Regions from separate parts of the Homo sapiens genome. Here all the other regions are linked to region 2. A link is a contact called in ENCODE Hi-C or POLR2A ChIA-PET data. All regions are on one chromosome and are shown on one strand. The core of a region is the stretch at or near the end of the contact, and the rest is flanking DNA. Distances in the headings are between cores, read along the strand shown. Region 1 holds the start of SPRYD3 (SPRY domain containing 3). Region 2 holds the start of KRT8 (keratin 8). Region 3 holds the start of TNS2 (tensin 2).

Region 1 (2,700 bases), core at 26-2,525, 170 kb after region 2:
GCTGCAGTCAGTTCTGATTGTGCCACTACATTCCAGCCTGGCTGACAGAGCAAGACCCTGTCTCAAAAAAAAAAGAAAAAAAAATGCCATGATCCTGGGCCTGGTGGCTCACGTCTGTGATCCCAGCACTTTGGGAGGCCGAAGTGGGAGGATCACAAGGTCAGAAGTTGAAGACCAGCCTGACCAACATGGTGAAACCCCATCTCTACTAAAAATACAAACAAATTAGCCAGGCGTGGTGGTGCGCACCTGTAATCCCAGCTACTCAGGAGGCTGAGGCAAGAGAATTGCTTGAACCTGGGAGGTGGAGTTTGCAGTGAGCCGAGATCGTCCCACTGCACTCCAGCCTGGGTGACAGAAACTCCATCTCAAAAAAAAAAAAAAAAGCCACGATCTTAATCAGTTCCTAAAGATCATTCCAGCTGCTGGTTGGAGAACTGATCACAAGAGGATCAAGAACAGATGTGGGCAAACAATTCAGACGTTGTTGCAGCAGTTCACATGAGAAATGACATCCACTAAGTCGGTAGCAGCGCCGATGGATGGGGGTGGGATGATCCAGGTATTTAAACAACCATCAGTCCCTACATATAAATGAATGAATGATTTTTCCTGGGAGCCAAAAGTGAGAAAGAGGTGAAGTACTCTTCTCTTCCCATTCCCTAAACACTGGGACAGGGGTTTTCTTGAGGCCTGACATTGCCTTGCACACGGTAGGTGCTTAGTAAGCCTTGGCTGGGCTGAATTTGATCCCAATACGCAAATTACGACTCTTATGCAGTAGCTACAACCCACCACGTGGCCCAGAAGAGTAGGCACCTGTGGGACAGACAGCCCTAAGATTCCACTCCCGGGCACTCAGCCAGGACTCAACCCCAGGTAGATGCTGGTTGCGCAGACCCCACAGTCTTGGCACCGGCGAGTGGCGGCCCTACTGGGCCCTGTCTCCTCCCCGGGCACGGCCTGATCACTGAGATGAGACCCGGGAGCAGCCGGGCCCCAGCCCATCCGTGTGCCTACGCCCAGTCTCCCCAGGCCCTGCACTGGGCCGAGGGTGCAGCAACAGAAGAAGCCCAGTGACCAGAGCGCAGGGCCCCGCCCCTGGCCCCAGAGCCCCCGCCCAGGACCCCCGCCTTCCGCTTCAGGCTCCGGGGAGATACGAGGCCTCCGGGACCCCGCCCCCGATCCCCGCCTACCGGGGCCGCCGCGTCCTCCTCATCCATAGGCCTCTCAGCTCCGCACACAAGCTCTTCGGCCGCCGCCACCACACACATCCGGGTCCCCGCCTTTCCTTCACTCCTAGAGGCCCGCCCCGTCCCCCATCTAAGCCAATCAGCAACGGCCTCTGACGACGGGCACCTGCAGGAGCCAATCGGAAGGCGCAGGCAGGGTGTGGGGCGCGGCCCGGTGCCCTGGGTACCCAGCTCAGGGCCCCGGTCTGGTCAACCCGGCTGTTGCTGGGGTGAGCGAAGGCGACGTGGCAGCGCGGACGCTGCTGGGTGCCTGGGCGCCGCTGAGGCGGACAGGGGGCGGCTCTTGAGCGGCGCCGGGGAGACGGGACGGGCGGAGAAGGTGGCCACGCTCGCACAAACGTTGCGAGTATTACTTGAGCCCTCCTTCCGCGCTGGACTGAAATAAAAGCTTTACCGGAATGTCCATTTAATCCACGGTGCAGCCTTATGAAATAAATCTTATCTCCTTTTTACGGATGGGCCGAAGGCTGGCCTCGATAGCCTGCGCGCTTAACTGTTATGCTGTGTACCCTCCCGAGCTCTGTTTCATGGCACCGCTCGCTCATTATTGGCAAGAACATTCCATTCCAGGAGGAGAGAACTGGGGATGCAGAAGGCACAGTGGCACGAAGCGGCATTCTGTGGAGGAACACAGGGCTTTGGTAGGCTGAAGGAAAGTTAGACTGGGGTTAGAATGTGAAGGGACGAAGACACGAATATTTATTGAACACCTACTAGGGAGTGCCTACCTGCCATTCTGGGGGGTTGGACTCCTAGATGAGGACTTCCTTGCTCCCTTCCCATCACCATATCTCTCTCTTCTGGACGGAAAAGATTCCTCTCCTCTGTAGCACCTCATTTATAATACTTTTTTTTTTGAGACGGAGTCTCACTCTGTCGCCCAGGCTGGAGTGCAGTGGCGCGATCTCGGCTCACTGCAAGCTCTGCCTCCTGGGTTCACGCCATTCTCCTGCCTCAGCCTCCCAAGTAGCTGGGACTACAGGCGCCCGCCACCACGCCAAGCTAATTTTTTTTGTATTTTTGGTAGAGACGGGGTTTCACCGTGTTAGCCAGGATGGTCTCGATCTCCTGACCTCTTGATCCGCCCACCTCGGCCTCCCAAAGTGTTGGGATTACAGGCGTGAGCCACCGCCCCCCGCCATTTATAACACTTATTACCGTCTTGCTTTCGTTATTGGAGTTACTTGTGTGTGTAGACCCGTCTCTGCTAGACTGTGAGCTCCTTCAGACCCCAGACTATTCTATTCTTATCACACTAGGTACTCTAACGTGTTGAGTGCCAGGAAAGCCATCAGCTCGCATACCGTGAATAGTGCCCACTCGGCATAACGGCAATGGGTGATAGGAATAGATGAGATGGGAAACAGAGAAACCCGGATTAGAGCCCCAATTCTGTGTGACTAAAAGGTCAAGGTCTTGGTGTTCTCATCCCTAAACAAGAATTATT
Region 2 (2,700 bases), core at 120-2,619:
TGGGCGAGGGGCGTTGGTGGGCGACCGCGTTATCTGAAGCCATAAACTTAACAGGACGTAAACCCCGGGCGGGGCGTCCCACGCCCGCAGACTTTGAATCCTGCATGGGCTTTCCGAGGCCAGGCCCTGGCGCCTCCTCCACCCCACCCCAGCCCACCCCACCCCACCCCACCCCACCCACACCGCCCCCGACGCCGAGCTCCGCCAGGTGGAGGAGAGCGTCCCGAGACTGCTGCCCGCAGCCCCTCACCCCGCCCTCGGCCCCGCCCACGCTGCCGGCGCAGGGGCCGGGGTATGACTCATTCTGTGACCCCCGCACTCAGGCCTCCGGGCGCCAAAGGCCTCAATCAATATTTGCCCGTTTGAACCGAGACACCCACTTCCTTCTCCTAGAATGCTAGAATCACACCAAACCCCTATGTAAAAAAAAGAAAAGAAAGAAAAAAAATCACAAAGGCACCACTGGGGAGCCCTTGGGGTAGTGCTGGCGAAGAGGCGAACCTGGAGGAGGGTAGTCCCCGAACAGCTGGGACTGCCGCAGGGCGATAGCTTAAAAGACGGTCAGAACTCGGGTTGGGGTGAGAACAATAACCGCTATTATTTTTTATAATTTGGGGACAGAATGACCTGAGGAAGAACGGGATTTGTAGAGAGGGGTGGTGGGAACTAGGCTGTACCCTTAAGTTGTCTCTCTCTTCCAAGACCCTCCAGTTTAAAAGGGAAGAAGGAAGCCCCAGGATTCATCCCGGCTGTCCAGACCCTCTCCCCACCCTCACCCAGCCCAAACCAAGGTGCACGGGAGGGGTGAGTCGGAGGATGGAAGGGAGAGTGTCGCCAGGGCGGGTGAGGCCCAGCAGGACGCCAGCTGGGGGCTGGAGATGTGCATAGGGACCGGGACTACCAGGAGAAAGGGGCTGCGGGCACAGTCAGCCACGCAGGGGGGACCCTCACCTTGTCTATGAAGGAGGCAAACTTGTTGTTGAGGGTCTTGATCTGCTCCTTCTCCTGGGTGCGCACGGCCTGGATGTTGGGGTCCACCTCCAGGACAAGGGGGCTCAGCAGGCTCTGGTTGACCGTAACTGCGGTGATGCCTCCCATGCCGCTGGCCCCACCATAGCCGCCGCCCAGGCCACCGCGAAAGTTGCTGCTGCCCACTCGGGAGAAGCTCGAGGAGCTGATGCGGGAACCGGGCCCACTCGTGTAGGAGCGGCTGCTGAAGGCCCGGGGGCCAGAGGTGGACACCTTGTAGGACTTCTGGGTCACCCTGATGGACATGGTAGAGGCAGGAGTGGAGGCAGGCGGGCCGAACCAGGCGGAGATCCTAGAAGGAGCGGAGAAGCTGCTTCTTGGTGAGGAGAGCTCTCAGGAATGGCCTTTTATAAAAGAGATCCCAGCCCCGGGGGATGGGGGGGAAAGGCCTCGTACCTGAGTGGCTAGGCCCAGAGGGGGCTGGGCCTAACCCGTCACCTGCCACCTCCGGGCAGGACTCAGGTGGGGGCAGCAGAGAGCTGCCGCCACCCAAGGGCCCGTTCCAACCCTGGAGCCCACTCCAGCACCACCCCCAGAAACCCAGGAAAAGGCAGTTCAGTGAATATGAAACTGGAAGAAATCCTGTCCTGGCACAAGTGCCTGTAACAAGCAGACTTGCCTGGGCCGCCCAGCCACTACAACCCTGACTCCTGGGTCTTGTCTCCCTCCCTCCTGGGGGAAATAAACTGGAGGACTGGGAAGCATGGGAAAAAGGGGTCTCCTAGTATTTGGGTCTCCTCTGAGCTGCCGACACCCCAGAGAAACTCTCCTGTGTTCTCCCTGATTGAAGCGATTATGAGGGCCTGCCTGAGCTGGATGACAGAACAGCTGGAGTCCAAAGCCTTGAATCTGAAATCAACCATTTGCCTCATCTTTCCAGGTTACTGTTCTACCCCTAGCACCTGGTGCAGTGCCAAGAGGGTCTGGGTAGATATTTGTGGAATGAATGAATGAATAAATAAATGAGTGAATAAACATCACACGCGCACACACACACACACACACACACATACACATACACACACAGTGGCTGTCGTCCCTCTACATCTGAAGGTGCAAGATAAAAAGAGATCCAAGGCCAGGCACGGTGGCTCACGCCTGTAATCCCAGCACTTTGGGAGGCTGAGGTAGGCGGATCACGAGGTCAGGAGTTCAAGACAAGCCTGACCAACATGGTGAAACCCCATCTCTACTAAAAATACAAAAATTAGCTGGCCATGGTGTAATCCCAGCTACTCAGGAGGCTGAGGCAGGAGAATCACTTGAACCCGGGAGGCAGAGGTTGCAGTGAGCTGAGATCGTGCCACTGCACTCCAGCCTGGGCGACAGAGCGAGATTCCATCTCAAAGAAAAAAAAGAGCGAGATCCAACACAGCACTTTTCCTGAACATAACCCAGGGGCTTCCTCTCCTTCCAAGATCCTAGGATCCCCTGGGCCAGGTGAACACTGTAGGCCTCACTGAAGGGCCTAGAGAATGATGAACAGGGCTAGAAGGCAGAGAACGCAGGGGTTGGGGGGGGCAAGAGGAGATGGGAGCTATGTCAGGGACTTCATAGTTCTTGCTCTTTGCGGGAGTCACTCCCATTGCTCCCAGTGAGTGAATCATGGGAAGTGAGACAGGACGGCAGGGGGTACAGTGGAGTGGTGTGGCACTCGTGGTGCTACCTGGA
Region 3 (2,700 bases), core at 12-2,511, 140 kb after region 2:
TTCTTCATCCCAGGGAACCCATCCTGGTGGATATGAAGGAGCAGGAAGCAAGTAGAAGGGACTCCGTGGGAGAAGCCAGGGCTGGGGGAGTTGCCTGAGTACTGGGACATTCAATAAATACCATGCAAATGAGAGGGGCACATTTGCACATTCTTTCAAGTGACAGCTATAGCCTGTCCCAGGGGCTGCTGTCCACAGCTTGGGGCTGAAGACTCCCAGGCCATTAACCCCTTAGCTTTTAGGAAGATTACTCCCCCTTTTTCAAGGCCCCATCCACCTCCCTCCCTTGACTCCCAGGACGGGAAGTTGGCCATGTTCCCAGGAGGGAGGCCGGAGGCCCATGGATGGGGGTGGAGTATGTGTTGGGAGGGGGGACCTCCTGTCCAGTCCTCAGGCCCTGGGACAGCTGCTGAGGAAGGAGAGCAGACCCAGGAGAGCCATGAAGGTAGTACTCAGGCTTCGGGGTTGCCGCGGGGGGAGGGTGCAGCCCTTGGGTAGAGAGCCCAAGTTGCAGGGCTGGAAAGAGGGCTAGGGATCTGTGAGATCATGTCTGAAACAAAGCCAGGGAATGGGTGAGTGGGGGGCACTGTGTCAGGAGCAGAAACCTGGGGGCTTTCAGGAGAAGGGCCTCATATGCCTTAGGCTGTGGCAGGAGAATGGATTACTCCCCAAACCTGAGCAAAGCAGTCTTGTGGCTGGAACTTGGCCTTGCAAGGTGTATTGAGGGTAAAGGTGGGCGGTGCATGCTTTCCTTTTCCTACTTCATAACGAGTGAAACTGAGACAGGAAGGGGGCCCCCAGTCCCATTTTTACCTGACTCTCAGGACACACTCGGGATCCTGGGCCTGCCTGCTGGTAGTAGTTCCCAGCTCCACTCCCTCCCCAGCGGAAGTCCCTCGAGAGCTTGAGAGTTCAGGCTGGAGCCTGGCTGGGACACACTGTTCCCCACTTGCCCTTTAGCCCTGCCCCGAGACCAGAATTCTCACCCGGCCCCACCGGGGGTGGGGGCAGAATCTCAAGACCATGGATCCCTGCAGATCCCTGGAGAGTGTGGTGTCCCAGGTGTGGGACAACTCCAGAGTTGGGGGAGTAGGGGGAGCAAAAGATCACAGGCTGACACTCCCAGCAGGGTAGATCCTGGGAATCTGATCTCCTGGCCTCCCCCACATCCTCCCCCCTCCACTTCCTGGAGCAGCGACCTGCCCCCTTCCCGCCTGCACTTCCCTCCACTTCCAGGGCCGGGCTTCTCCTCACACCAGCCAGACAGCCTACCCTCCGCCCAGGGGAAGCGGCTGCCTCCGCCAGGCCGCTTCCAGGAAGCCCCGGGCCAGGCCCCAGCATTGTTCAGGCCCTGGGGCCAGCACCCCAGCCAGCCGAACACCATGAAGTCCAGCGGCCCTGTGGAGAGGCTGCTCAGAGCCCTGGGGAGGAGGGACAGCAGCCGGGCCGCAAGCAGGGTAGGAGTGCCCACCAGCTGGGCAAAAGAGGGGCAGGGGTGGAGGTGCGGGCAGTGGGGGAGGGGACCAGGAATCAGGCCAGGCCTTCTTCCCAATTTCAGCTTCCTCAGCCTTCTTCCCTGGCCCAGCATCCCCTCCGGAGTGGCCAGGGCTGTAGTGTGAGGGGATGTTTGGGTTAGAGTAGGTCCTGCTGTCTGTTTTGGCTCCTCTCACCTTCCCTGCTCTAGCCTGGGCCAACCCCAGGAGGTCCTGGCCCCCCAACATAAGCCCCAGGTGCCTCACTGCAGGACTTTGCCATGCGCTATCCAGGTATCCTCCAGCAGGCTCAGAGATCATCAGGCCCCTTCCCTGGCCCAGGGAAGTTTGAGGGAAATGGGGTGGCAGGGTGGAAAAAGAGAGAGGAGAGGGAGTCAGGAGTGCTTTGGAACTGGAGGTTTGCTTTCCACTGACAACATCCATATCTGCTGCTAATGCCAACATGCTCCCAAGTGTCTTAGTGGGTCCCACAAAGTTGATCCAGCCCAGAAGAGTTGCAGGGACAGTCAAGAAACCAGAGGTGCTGCCCACATCCCCATCACTCCCTTTCCCAACTTCCCAGCCTTGCCCCAAAAGCAGCAGCTCAGGACAACCTGAGATACTACTGTGATGGGTCCCCGGGAGGAGGACAGCAGGAGTCTGAACTCCAGAGGAGGGGGAATATGGGTAAAACAGAGAGATGGCAAGGAGACAAGCTGTCCCCAGACAGAGGATGGGAGGAGAGAACCCACAGTGGGAGGGGAAGGGACTGAGATAGGCCTGGGCCATAAGGGGGCATCCCAGGCTCCTGCCTCACTGCATCTCTGGGTCAGGAGGGGCTGAACAGGGAATCTGGTCCACTCCTTTCTCATTCAATGCGTGAATCCCAAGTGCCAGGGTGCAGGGGGTCGGGGGAGAACTCACAGCATCCAAAGCCAGCTAAACATCTCTCCCCAGTGACAGGCTTCTATCTGTTTCCCTCCAGCATGACCACCCCCATTACACAATTGCTGTCTGCTGCCTCAGTGCACAATGAGTAAACATGTTGTTCTGACCGTGGGGGAGGAGGGCATGTCAGCTGCCTGGAGCGTGGGGACAGCAGGAGCTAAAGGAGCAGGACTGGCTGAGGCCACTCCTGCCGGCTCAGTCTGGTGCTGCAGGACTGACATACAACACATATGTTTGGAACCTCCCTGCTCACTCTGCACACAGGTCTCCATGCGGGGAG

What was found. A loop is a pair of places that touch in the nucleus more often than their neighbours do. ChIA-PET counts read pairs that join two places held with the same protein, here RNA polymerase II (POLR2A). Pooled maps may share reads with other maps.
Region 1: a pooled map shows a loop between it and region 2 (4-fold over the local background). The contact joins the promoter of SPRYD3 here to the promoter of KRT8 in region 2. A Hi-C loop is called at or near these places in 1 of 50 pooled maps. POLR2A ChIA-PET finds 5 or more read pairs at or near these places in 3 of 52 experiments (HepG2, PC-3 and activated CD4-positive, alpha-beta T cell).
Region 3: a pooled map shows a loop between it and region 2 (3-fold over the local background). The contact joins the promoter of TNS2 here to the promoter of KRT8 in region 2. A Hi-C loop is called at or near these places in 2 of 50 pooled maps. POLR2A ChIA-PET finds 5 or more read pairs at or near these places in 6 of 52 experiments (A673, HCT116, HEK293 and 3 more).

Annotation. Positions count from the first base shown.
Region 1 is chr12:53,078,115-53,080,814 of GRCh38, forward strand. It overlaps SPRYD3 (SPRY domain containing 3), which reads right to left and starts at 1,276. Exons shown (of 11, transcript NM_032840.3): 1 at 1,197-1,276. The coding sequence starts at 1,219. RefSeq lists a silencer at 977-1,256.
Region 2 is chr12:52,903,707-52,906,406 of GRCh38, forward strand. KRT8 (keratin 8) reads right to left here and starts at 1,370. Exons shown (of 8, transcript NM_002273.4): 1 at 952-1,370. The coding sequence starts at 1,275. RefSeq lists a silencer at 141-310.
Region 3 is chr12:53,048,804-53,051,503 of GRCh38, forward strand. It overlaps TNS2 (tensin 2), which reads left to right and starts at 1,262. Exons shown (of 29, transcript NM_170754.4): 1 at 1,262-1,457. The coding sequence starts at 1,383. All of the region lies in intron 2 of TNS2-AS1 (TNS2 antisense RNA 1), which reads right to left. RefSeq lists an enhancer at 1-266.